Linked DNA regions of Homo sapiens: region 1 is linked to region 2. The links are chromatin contacts, found by Hi-C or POLR2A ChIA-PET in ENCODE. All regions are on one chromosome and are shown on one strand. The core of a region is the stretch at or near the end of the contact, and the rest is flanking DNA. Distances in the headings are between cores, read along the strand shown.

Region 1 (5,260 bases), core at 1,332-3,831, 66 kb after region 2:
GTGCATGTAGGAAGCCCCTCAGGCCCCCTGCCATGGCCTGCCTGCTCCCTCTGTTAGAGGTACTCTCTTCTCCTCTCCCAATTAAAACCTTGGCTCTCCCTGGCTCCCCCATGTACTCCACACCTGGTTTGGCCTCCAGGTGTGGACACACTCCACAGTATCCTTAAACCATGGGACCAGGTGCTGCATTCCCAGCCACCCTCCTTGCCCGGCTCAGGGAAGCCCTTTGCAGAGAACGCCTGGATTTGATTCCTTGGAGCCTGACGCCCATTCAGAACATAGGTAAGTTGGCCGCAAACTCCTTGGACTTAGATGCATAGGGCGCATTTCTGTCTAGGGTGAAGCTGGCCCTTTTATTTCTAGTGGTTTTCCCTTTCCAATATTCCCTTCCCACCCATATCCTGTCCTGGCTGGGCCCCCACTTTTCTTCCCCACCCCCTCCATGAGTATCCAATGTGTTCTGTAGCAAGATCAAAGCGGTTTATCTCATCAGCCACACAAAACCTTTTCGGATCCTGATTTTTTTTTTTCAACCAGTACCCAGTACCTGCTTCTCCTGGTTCTACCCTTCTGCGTATTCCATTGTGTGCCCCTACAGCAGCAGGGCAGGGCCCCTCCCTCTGGGACGAGGCCAAGTATGAATTAGAATGCAGCACTGCCACTGAGCCAGCGACCCTGGGCTGGCCGCCTGATGTCCTGATACCCTAAGGCTGTCCAGGGACCCTGGGCTGGCCGCCTGATGTCCTGATACCCTAAGGCTGTCCAGGGACCCTGGGCATGTACCTTCATGGCGGCCAGGTGTGCTGTGTCTGCTGCTGTGTTCTGACCTTCCCTCTAGACCCTTTGTCAAAAGAGTTTGAACTTGTTCCCAGGGGGTATCACTGGATCTTCAAGTAGGGACTGACATGAGGGAAAGAGTGTTTTTCAAGATTAGCAGGACAGCAGTGGGCAGGGTAGACTGGGAGATCTTTGGGGATGAATTTCTGGCCAGCTATTAAATCCTAGCAGCAGTTCCTGTCAGCTCTAAATAGCCCCATATACCAAGATAACCTCACACCTTGATTTTTCAGGATTTGGCAAGTCTGATGAGAGCCCTTGAAACAAAAGTAAACTCAGGCAAGCCAAGAGCCTTTTGTATTCTCTGTAAACATTTAGAGAGTCGCTTTCTTGACCCGCCTATGAAAATGTAGAAACAGACCTTATTTGAACAAGCTGATTGGCAACTCTAGTGTATTGATTTTAATTTGGTTTTTGCCTGATTCATCAGCTGGAGACTTTAAAACATAGCCAGATTCAAAACCAGTTTCTTGGCCGGGCGTGGTGGCTCACACCAGTAATCCCAACACTTTGGGAGGCCGAGGCGGGCCAATTGCCTGAAGCCAGGAGTTCGAGACCAGCCTGGCCAACACGGTGAAACCCTGTCTCTACTAAAAATACAAAAATTAGTCGGGTATTGTGGCGGGTCCCTGTAATCCCAGCTACTCAGGGGGCTGAGGCAGGAGAATCGCTTGAACCCAGGAAGCAGAGGTTGCAGTGAGCCGAGATCGCGCCACTGCACTCCACCCTGGGAGACAGAGACTCCGTCTAAAAAAATAAAGAAAAAACGGTTTCTTCCCATTGTGTCTAATTTAAAAAAATCTAACCATCCCTCCTTTTCTTAAAGATAATCCTGTCTTCCTTCCTTTACAAGAAAAATCCCAGTGACTCCCCCACCCCAGGGATTTTGAATTCCTTTGGTCTGTATTCTGGATATGGATCTGGCTTTCAGCGTGTTAGTTGAGGCTCGGGGAGGAGGTTTTCCTTCCAAGCCAGCTGTGTGCCCAGTGCTCAGAGGTATGGATGGCATCAGGCTGACTGGTCAAGACCAAATGCTCCTCCAGTCACCCCAGCCTGGTGACCTGGCCCGGCCAGTATGCCACTGTAGTGTCAGACTCTGTGGCTCTCCTCTTGGAGTTCCTCCAGGGTCTAACAAGCAGCTGCTGCCAGGTGAGCAGTAAGGGCCATGCTTACTTTCATCGGCACTTTTGCTGCTGGACAAAGCTTTAGATCCGTGGACAACAAAACAAAGCATGTGTCTAATGGATGTGTCCTCAGGCTGAAGGGAAGGCCGTTTTGCTTTAAGGGTCTGTGTATCTTCTGTTAAGAGGTAGCAGCTGACTTTTTTTTCTTCATCTGTGAACACGTGTACTAGGGTGAAACAGTTTTGTTTTGTTTTTGTTTTTATTTTTGTTTTTTGTTTTTTGAGACGGAGTCTCGCTCTGTTGCCCAGGCTGGAGTGCAGTGGCGCAATCTTGGCTCACTGCAAGCTCCGCCTCCCGGGTTCAGGCCATTCTCCTGCCTCAGCCTTCTGAGTAGCTGGGACTACAGGCGCCCGCCACCACGCCCGGCTAATTTTTTTTTTAATTTTTAGTAGAGACTGGGTTTCGCCGTGTTAGCCAGGATGGTCTCGATCTCCTGACCTCGTGATCCACCCGCCTCAGCCTCCCAAAGTGCTAGGATTACAGGCATGAGCCACCGCGCCTGGCCAACAGTTTGTTTTTTTTAAGTGAGCGCAGTCTGATTGGACTTCTGCTGGAGGAGCATCTGGAATCTTGGCATTGAAGTTTGCCAACTCACGAACAATGTTATCATCACTTATCTGATGAATGTGAGGAGCAGGCTGATGGTGCTGTGGCAGTCAACAGCTTAAGATGCTGCTAGGGAAATGAAGGAAATAACAATAGGGTGATGGAGGGGCATTTTCCTTTAAGAGAGCCTAGTATTTGAAAACCAGCATTTCACAAATGACATACACATGATAGTACAATTCTTGGGCTTATGTGTTTACTTATTTATTTGTAGAGACAGGGTCTCACTCTGTCACCCAGGCTAGAGTGCAGTAATGCGATCATAACTCATTGCAACCTCGACTTCCTGTGTTCAAGCGTGCCTCAGCCTCCTGAGTAGCTGAGACTGCCGGTGCATGCCACTAAGCGCAGCTGATTTTAATTCTTGGGTTTATATATAGTTTTTCATTTTAGGGCTCCTTTAAGTAGTAGGCTTCCATAGTCAAACAGTTACAAACTACAGATTTGTACCCTACTTTTTAGGACACCTTTTCTGCATGAGCTGAACACCATTTCAAGAGCAAAAGATTATGTCTGTGGTGGGGGGATGGAGGGATGCAAGAAGCAGGGGATGGAGGCTTCCGCCCAGAAAGTCAGAGATTCTGTAACAAAAAAGGGATTTTCTAGTTGCCTCAAGGGCCAACCCTGCTTTCTAGGCTAATATGCCCCAAGCCTTTTCTTGCTGGGTCCTGATTGGGCTCCTTGAGGCTTGGTGACTAAGTCGGTAAAGGAGGCTAGAACATGTAGGTTCCCAGAGTCTATAAGGTTGAAGTGGGACTTCTTGCTGTCCAGCCCTGACTCCTTACCCATAACCTCCTTGTCCTGGGGCATTGGGAAGCTGAGGAGGATTTCTGGACTCTGTTGACCAGACTGGGAATGCATGTATTAAAGAAAGCGGCCCTAGGCCAGCCGCGGTGTAATCCCAGCTCACGCCTGTAATCCCAGCACTTTGGGAGGCCTCGGCGGGTGGATCACCTGAGGTCAGGTGTTCAGGACCAGACTGGCCAACATGGTGAAACCCCATCTCTACTAAAAGTACAAAAAAATTAGCCGGATGTGGTGGTATGCGCCTGTAGTCCCAGCTACTTGGGAGGCTGAGGCAGGAGAATTGCTTGAACCCGGGAGGTAGAGGTTGTGGTAAGCCAAGATCACACCATTGCACTCCAGCCTGGGCAACAAGAGCAAAGCTTCGTCTCAAAAAAAAAAAAAAAAAAAAAAAAAAAAAAAGATGCCCACTAATAATTGTGTATAGAAAAGCATTGAATGGAAGGTCAGAAGGTCAGGTGCTCTCTGGGAAAAGTCCAGGAATACCCACCTACCTGGTGAGGGGAATTTGTTCCTGTATTCAGCCAGCCATGATTGAGTACCTGCTGTTGGCCAAGCATGGTCCCTTCCTAGGAACACACAGGCTGTGACAGCATGGCCCCTCCCAAGCAGCTCACTTCTAGGGTGTTTCCATTTTGTTTGGGAGAGGGAGGTTGGTGAGTGAGAGAAAGACATAAGTACCAAAGCAAATAATGACAAGCTTTTGGGTGTCTTGTGACTGTGTTAATAAGTTGTTTCTATGCTTGGGGTTTATTTGGTCATAATAACTGTCTGGACAGATGTGAAGTAATCATGACCTCAGCTCCTTCCTCACCTGTGTACTTGAGGTATCCAAGACACTCTCACCTCTTCCACACCTGTGAAGAAGCAACTGTGCCATCCAGTGGCCCAGCGTGCAGCCAGGAAGGGGGGTACACCCATGGGGAACACTAGAGCCATTAAGGAAATTGCCTTTTTTGTGAGTAGAGAGGTGGTTGGCCCAGGTATTTACCCAAGTCGTTTTCTGCTCTCAGAGCTCATGTTTTGCTCTCAGAGAACACAGAACTGGTTCTTCACACCCATGTAATGTGCATATATTATACATATCATCCACCTGTTTATACTTGAAAGCCTTTTGGTCTTTTGCGGGCCTCAGTGCTCCAGGCTAACTAGCTCTCTTTCTTCTTGCTTGTTGAACCTTAAAAGTTCCTCATTCAAGGATAAAGGAGACCACCTATTATCTGGAGGTTGGTTATGATCATTTCCATCCCAAGTTTGCTGATGCAGGAAAGTAAGGTAAATAAGTGGAATGTTAGGAGAAGGTTCTCACCCGCCTTTGGCCTGCACAGAACACTGGAGCTATTCAATGGGACTCAACTGTACTTCTCACTAGAATCCCCCGGGAGTGTCTAAAACCCCGTTTATCCAGCCACACCCGGACCAGTAAATCAGAATCTCAAGGTGGGCTCAGGCTTTGGTGATTTTGTTGCTCCCTGGGGATTCTGATGTGCAGACAGCGTTGAGAGCATCAATCTACGCTACTTTCTCATTTCATACTGGAAGCAGACTGAGGCCAAGGGTCACCTTCCACGAAGTGGGCTGGTCCTAACTCTCGGGCCAGAGCTTTCCCCTGGGTGCCCACTGCCTCACGTTGTCCTTCGGACTGAGCTGCTGCCCCAGGTGACTGCATAGGGGATTGGCCTTGATCAGCTTGCCCCACCAGGCCCCACGATGACACTGCTGCACCCTCACTGGTTGGCAGGGACAGCAGTGAGGCGCTCACCTGTCTCTCAGCGCTTTCTTCAGGGCACTCTGCTTACCAGGCTCAGGAGAGAGGACACCTCCAACAG
Region 2 (5,594 bases), core at 2,612-5,111:
CTCGGGTTCAAGCGATTCTCCTGCCTCAGCTCCTGAGTAGCTGGGACTACAGGTGCACACCACCATGCCCGGCAAATTTTTGTAGTTGTAGTAGAGATGAGGTTTCACCATGTTGGCCAGGCTGGTCTCGAACTCCTGACCTCAGGCTATCCACCAGCCTCGGCCTCCCAAAGTGCTGGGATTACAGGCATGAGCCACTGCGCCTGGTCACTTATGGAATTAAATCTTTTTGGATGGTGTGGTATATTGTATTTTCCAAGGGTGGCTGCACGAATATATATTCCACTCTAGATTCTTTTCTTAGAATGTGACCTTAGCAGGCCTCATTAAGAGGTAGAGTTTGTGTTCCCTCCCCTTGAACTTGGGTGGAACTTTGTAACTGCCTCAACCAATAGAATGTGGCAGAAGTGACATCCGAGGCTCAGTCCTAGAAAGCAACGTGGTTCTGGGGGACTCTCTTGCTTTCTCTTGGGATGCTTCTTCTCTGAACCCAGCCACCATATTGTGAGGAAGTCCAGGCCACACGGAGAAGCTAGATGTGGATGTTCTGACCAAGAGCCCCAGCTAGATTCCCAGACAATCACCAGACAGGTAAGCAAGGAGGGCTTGGGGCTTGTGATGTAACTGACATCTTGAAACGATCATTGTGGCTTCTGGAGACTTGATTGTGGGGAAGGGAACTGCAGACCAGGAGTGGAAGCAGGGAGACCAGAGAGGACTCTGTAGAGTGTCCAGGAGAGAGATGATGTGGTTTGGATTAAGGTTAAACCCGTGGCATAGGTGAAAAGTGCTCCTATATGGGAAATGTTTTGAAGATGGAGGGCACAGGACTTGCTGATGGACTGAATGGAGGGTGAGGGAAAGAGAGAACTTACTGACAATGTCTAGATTTCTGGCCTGGGCAATTGGGTATCAGATAAGTGATGAAATCACTTACTGAGATGAGGATGCCTGAGAGATGAGCAGCTTAAGATCAGCTTCACCTGAGCAAGTTCTGTGAGAAGCTTCTTAAATCTCCGTCTCTACTAAAAATACAAAACTTGGGCCGGGCACGGTGGCTTACGCCTATAATCCCAGCACTTTGGGAGGCCAAGGCGGGTGGATCACGAGGTCAGGAGATCGAGACCATCCTAGCTAACACGGTGAAACCCTGTCTCTACTGAAAGTACAGAAAATTAGCCGGGCGCGGTCATGGGCACCTGTAGTCCCAGCTACTCGGGAGGCTGAGGCAGGAGAATGGTGTGAACCCAAGAGGCGGAGCTTGCAGTGAGCCAAGATCGTGCCACTGCACTCCAGCCTGGGTGACAGAGCGAGACTCTGTCTCAAAAAAAAAAAAAAATACAAAACTTAGCTGGACATGGTGGCGCATGCCTGTAGTCCCAGCCAGTTGGGAGGGTAAGGCAGGAGAATTGCTTGAACTGGGGAGGCAGTGGTTGCAGTGAGCCGAGATCGCGCCACTGCACTCCAGCTTGGTGACAGAGTGAGACTCCGTCTCAAAAAAAAAAAAAAAACAACCCCAAACTTAGCTTAAACCAGCTATTTCATTTGCCCACCAGTTTGGTGGGCTGGGAATCCAGGGCAGGGCACAGAAGAAATGGTTAGTCTCTACTCCACAGTTTCTGGGACTTTAGCTTGGAAGACTCAAGGATTGGAGGCAACATGAGAGCTGGGACTGGAATCATCTGGAAGCATCTTTACCCACAGATATGGCTGGTTATTCACTGGAACCTCAGCACAGGCTGTCAACTGGGATACTTACAGTGCCCTCCCCATGAGGGTTGGGCTTCCTTCCAGTATGGCAGCCTTTGGGAGTTGGACGACTTACATGGCAGCTTTCCTAACCTAGCCTTGGAAGTCACATAGCATCATCTCTACCCCCTTCTGTTGGTGACAAGAGAGTCACAAGTCTGCCTAGATTGAAGACCCCTTCTCTCTGTGGAAGGAGTGTGGAGGTCATATTGGAGAAGAGCTTATAGAATGGGAGATACTGTTGGGACCAACTCTGGAAGACAGAATCTGTCACAGCTCATAGAGCCTTGTCATTGGATGAGATACTTAGGAAGCGAGTGTAGACAGGAGAAGTCCTGGACTGGCCTGGGGACACTCAACATTTGGAGACTGAGAGGAGGAGGGTCAGTGGGCAGAGGGAAACCTGGAGCAAAAGACACTTCTTGCAGTGACTGCTACTTCCTGCTGAAGTTCCTTAGGGAATGGGGTCAGGATAGGTTCCTCTCTCCTTTCCCCATTGTGTGTATATGTGTCTGTGTGGTAAAATATACATAGCATGACATTTACCATCTTAGCAATTTTTTATTTTATTTTGTGAGACAGAGTCTCACTCTGTCGCCCAGGCTGGAGTGCAGTGGTGCAATCTCAGCTCACTGCAACCTCCGCCTCCTGGGTTCAAACGATTCTCCTGCCTCAGCCTCCTGAGTAGCTGGGACTAGCTAATTAGCCACCACACCTAGCTAATTTTTATATTTTTAGTAGAGACAGGGTTTCACCATGTTCGCCAGGCTGGTCTCAAATTCCTGACCTCAGGTGATCTGCACACCTCAGCCTCCCAAAGTGCTGGGATTATAGGAGTGAGTCCCTGAGCCCGCCACCATCTTAGCAATTTTTAAGGTACAGTTAGTTGAGTGGCATTAAGTACATTCACATTGTTGTGCAACCATCACTACCACCCATCTCCATAGCTCTTTTCATCTTGTAAAACTGAAATTGTACGTTAAACACTAACTCCCCTTCCCTCCTCCCCCCAGCCCCTGGCTACCACCACTCTGTCTCTATGATTCTGATGACTCTAAGTACCTCATACAAGTGGAATCACAGTGTATTTGTCTTTCCATGACTGGCTTACTTCACTTAGCATAATGTCCTCAAGACAGGACAGGTCTTGCCTCAGCTGCAAGCTGGTGCCAGAACCAGCCATCCCTGGTTCTGGGACGTCCATGGGCATGGCCTGGGGGCTCACTTGAGCAAAATTCCATGGCCCCACGAAGACAACCAGAGTCCCCCGTACCTCTCCATCCCGCACAGGCTCAGTCTTCCAAAACACTGCGGTGTGGGAGGGGGTTGCCTCAGTCCAGTCAAAACCCATTTTTTTAGAAAACCATTTATGCCGCTTCTTTAAGAGCTAAAGAATCCTCCAATTTACTCAACTCTAAAAAAAACCTTAACACCCAAACAGTAGCATCTGGACATAAATTTAACTAGATTTCAGAGTTTTCTCTAAGAATAGTTGGTGAATGTTGCTTTACGTCTTGGAGAATTTCCTAAACTAAGAGAGTCCAAAGATAAGGATTATTTCACTTCCAGGAAACAAAACTGCCATTTAGGTCCCTAAATGGCAGATCCCAGGTAACAGTACAAAACAAGTCTCTCTTTACAAAGCCCCTGCTATTGTAGTTAAAATAAACAGTCCATGTGTTAGAGTTGGAAATTCTATTGTTATATAGATATCTTGCTGAAATGGGTTCTGACCCCTACAAAGAGTTCTCAAGAATGAAACACGTGATGTTCCTTTAATGTTGTTTTTGCTCATGCAAATGACATCCTATTACACCCACGGATGCTTAACTACTAAGTTAAAACAACTACATGGCAATTTTGATCACTCCAGAGTCCCCTCACTGTTTTGTGGTTTTATGTAATTCGCATATTGTGTACAAAAAGACTTGACCTGGAGCCGGCAGCAAGAAATGTGTAATTAGAAACACTTCCCGAGGAAATTAGGTGACAAGTGAAGGCTTGAGGATTTCCGAGGGAGCCTGGAGCTGCAGATATTCATTATGGGTACTTAAGAGGCACAGCTGCCTCTGCTGAAAACCATGTCAAATGCCGTCCGCTGGATGCCAGCGTGGAGGCCAGCCCAGAGCCAGAGATGGTGGCTATGGCAACACGCTACTCCATTTTTAAACTTTTCATTACCTAAAAGGAAATTGCTTAGGCTGTTTTTCTTTTTTTCCTTTTTCTCCCTACCAATTTCAGAGTTTGTACCAGCAGTGAATAGCCTCCAGGTCTAACATTTCCTGGGTAATGAGTGACTAGCTGGGTGAAGTGCTTTTGGCCTTACCTCCAGCCTTGGCAACTCCAGCCAGTTATTAATTGCTGCACCGGGAAACACTTTCCAATCAAGCTATTATTTAATCAAAATAAAAGAAAACGAACTATTATTGCTGTCAACAGCAATGAGCAACTCTCCGCAGGAGTCTAAATGGGAACTGTGGAGGTTTTCACTGGAAGAAGTGTTCCTCTGGGGGTCAGATAAGCAGGGCAACGTGAAGTTGCGTGGAGTACCCTTGGGAACTGGTTCTTGTGGGAGGAGAGAATGTTGAACCAGCAGGAAGACGCAGAGAGATTACACACACCCTGTCCTAGATCTCAGTCATTCATGGTCAGTTAACCTGTAACCTTGCTGTTAAGCCAGTGCCCCAAATGCTTCTGTGGGAGTGTCTGCAGGGGAAAAGACAGTCCATAGAAGCATTTGGGCTGCTTCTATAAGCAATAAATAGTAAAACCTGTAACCACCATAATAACCACACTTCCTGAGTACCCCCAATGTGCCAGGCAGGCACTGTGCCCCCAGGTTTATACTCAGATCTCAAGAGTTCCCCACATTGCCACTGTGGGGAGAGTATAGTCACGATCCCTCTTTCACAGGGACACTGAGTCCGAGAGAGATGAACTTGGCCAAGACCCACCACACCCTGGTGTGAATAGCAGAGCCGGGGCTTGACTTCTAGTCTCTGCATCGAGCAGTTGCTTTTTTTTTTTCTTTAAGTGACAATATAAACATAACATAAAAGTGACCATCTTAACCATTTTTAAGTGGATAGTTCTGTGGCAGTAAGTACATTGACATTGTATGCAACTATCACCACCAACCATCTCTAGAACTTTTTCATATCCCCAGCTGAAACTCTGTACCCATTAAACACTAACTCCTCATTCCCTCCTTCCCCAAGCCCCTGGCAACCACTATTCTGTCTCTAACAGCGTGATGATTCCATGGACCTCACATGAGTGAATCATACACTATTTGTCCTTTGGTGACTGGCTTGTTTCACTGAGCGTAACGTCCTCAGGGTTCATCCACGTTGTAGTATGAGTCAGAATTGCCTTCCTACTTAAGGCTGAATTACATTCCATCGTTTGTATACACCACATTTTGTTTATCCATTCATCTATGGATGGACATTTGGGTTGTGCCCATGTTTTGGCTGTTGTGAATCATGCTGCTATGTTTACTTCTTCTTTTTTTTTTTTTTTTTTGAGATGGAGTTTTGCCCTTGTTATCCAGGCTGGAGTGCAGTGGCATGATCTTGGCTCATTGCAAGCTCTGCCTTCTGGGCTCCAGCGATTCTCCTGACTCAGCCTCCCGAGTAGCTGGGATTACAGATGCCCACCATCACACCCAGCTAATTGTTTGTATTTTTAGTAAAGGCGGGATTTCATCATGTTGGCCAGGCTGATCTTGAACTCCTGACTTCAGGTAATCCACCTGCCTCGGCCTCCCAAAGTGCTGGGATTACGGGTGTGAGCCACCGTGCCCGGCCGCTACGTTTAACTCTTAACCTCTAAGATTCATTGCC

Evidence for each region. Hi-C counts contacts between places; a loop is a spot of excess contacts on that map. ChIA-PET counts read pairs that join two places held with the same protein, here RNA polymerase II (POLR2A).
Region 1: a map of astrocyte of the cerebellum shows a loop between it and region 2 (2.8-fold over the local background). The contact joins two enhancer-like sites. A Hi-C loop is called at or near these places in 2 of 168 maps with a recorded cell type or tissue (astrocyte of the cerebellum and ovary). POLR2A ChIA-PET finds 5 or more read pairs at or near these places in 2 of 52 experiments (both activated T-cell).

The regions. Positions count from the first base shown.
Region 1 is chr18:23,177,695-23,182,954 of GRCh38, forward strand. All of the region lies in intron 1 of CABLES1 (Cdk5 and Abl enzyme substrate 1), which reads left to right. Among named protein-coding and RNA genes, the nearest start is that of CABLES1, 45 kb to the left of the region's middle. RefSeq lists a silencer at 2,943-2,992 and an enhancer at 5,179-5,260. Within about 2 kb of position 2,582, at least 8 of the 41 ENCODE cell types and tissues checked have a DNase peak (open chromatin) inside an H3K27ac peak, as active enhancers do.
Region 2 is chr18:23,110,775-23,116,368 of GRCh38, forward strand. No RefSeq gene overlaps it. Among named protein-coding and RNA genes, the nearest start is that of CABLES1, 22 kb to the right of the region's middle. Within about 2 kb of position 3,862, at least 13 of the 41 ENCODE cell types and tissues checked have a DNase peak (open chromatin) inside an H3K27ac peak, as active enhancers do.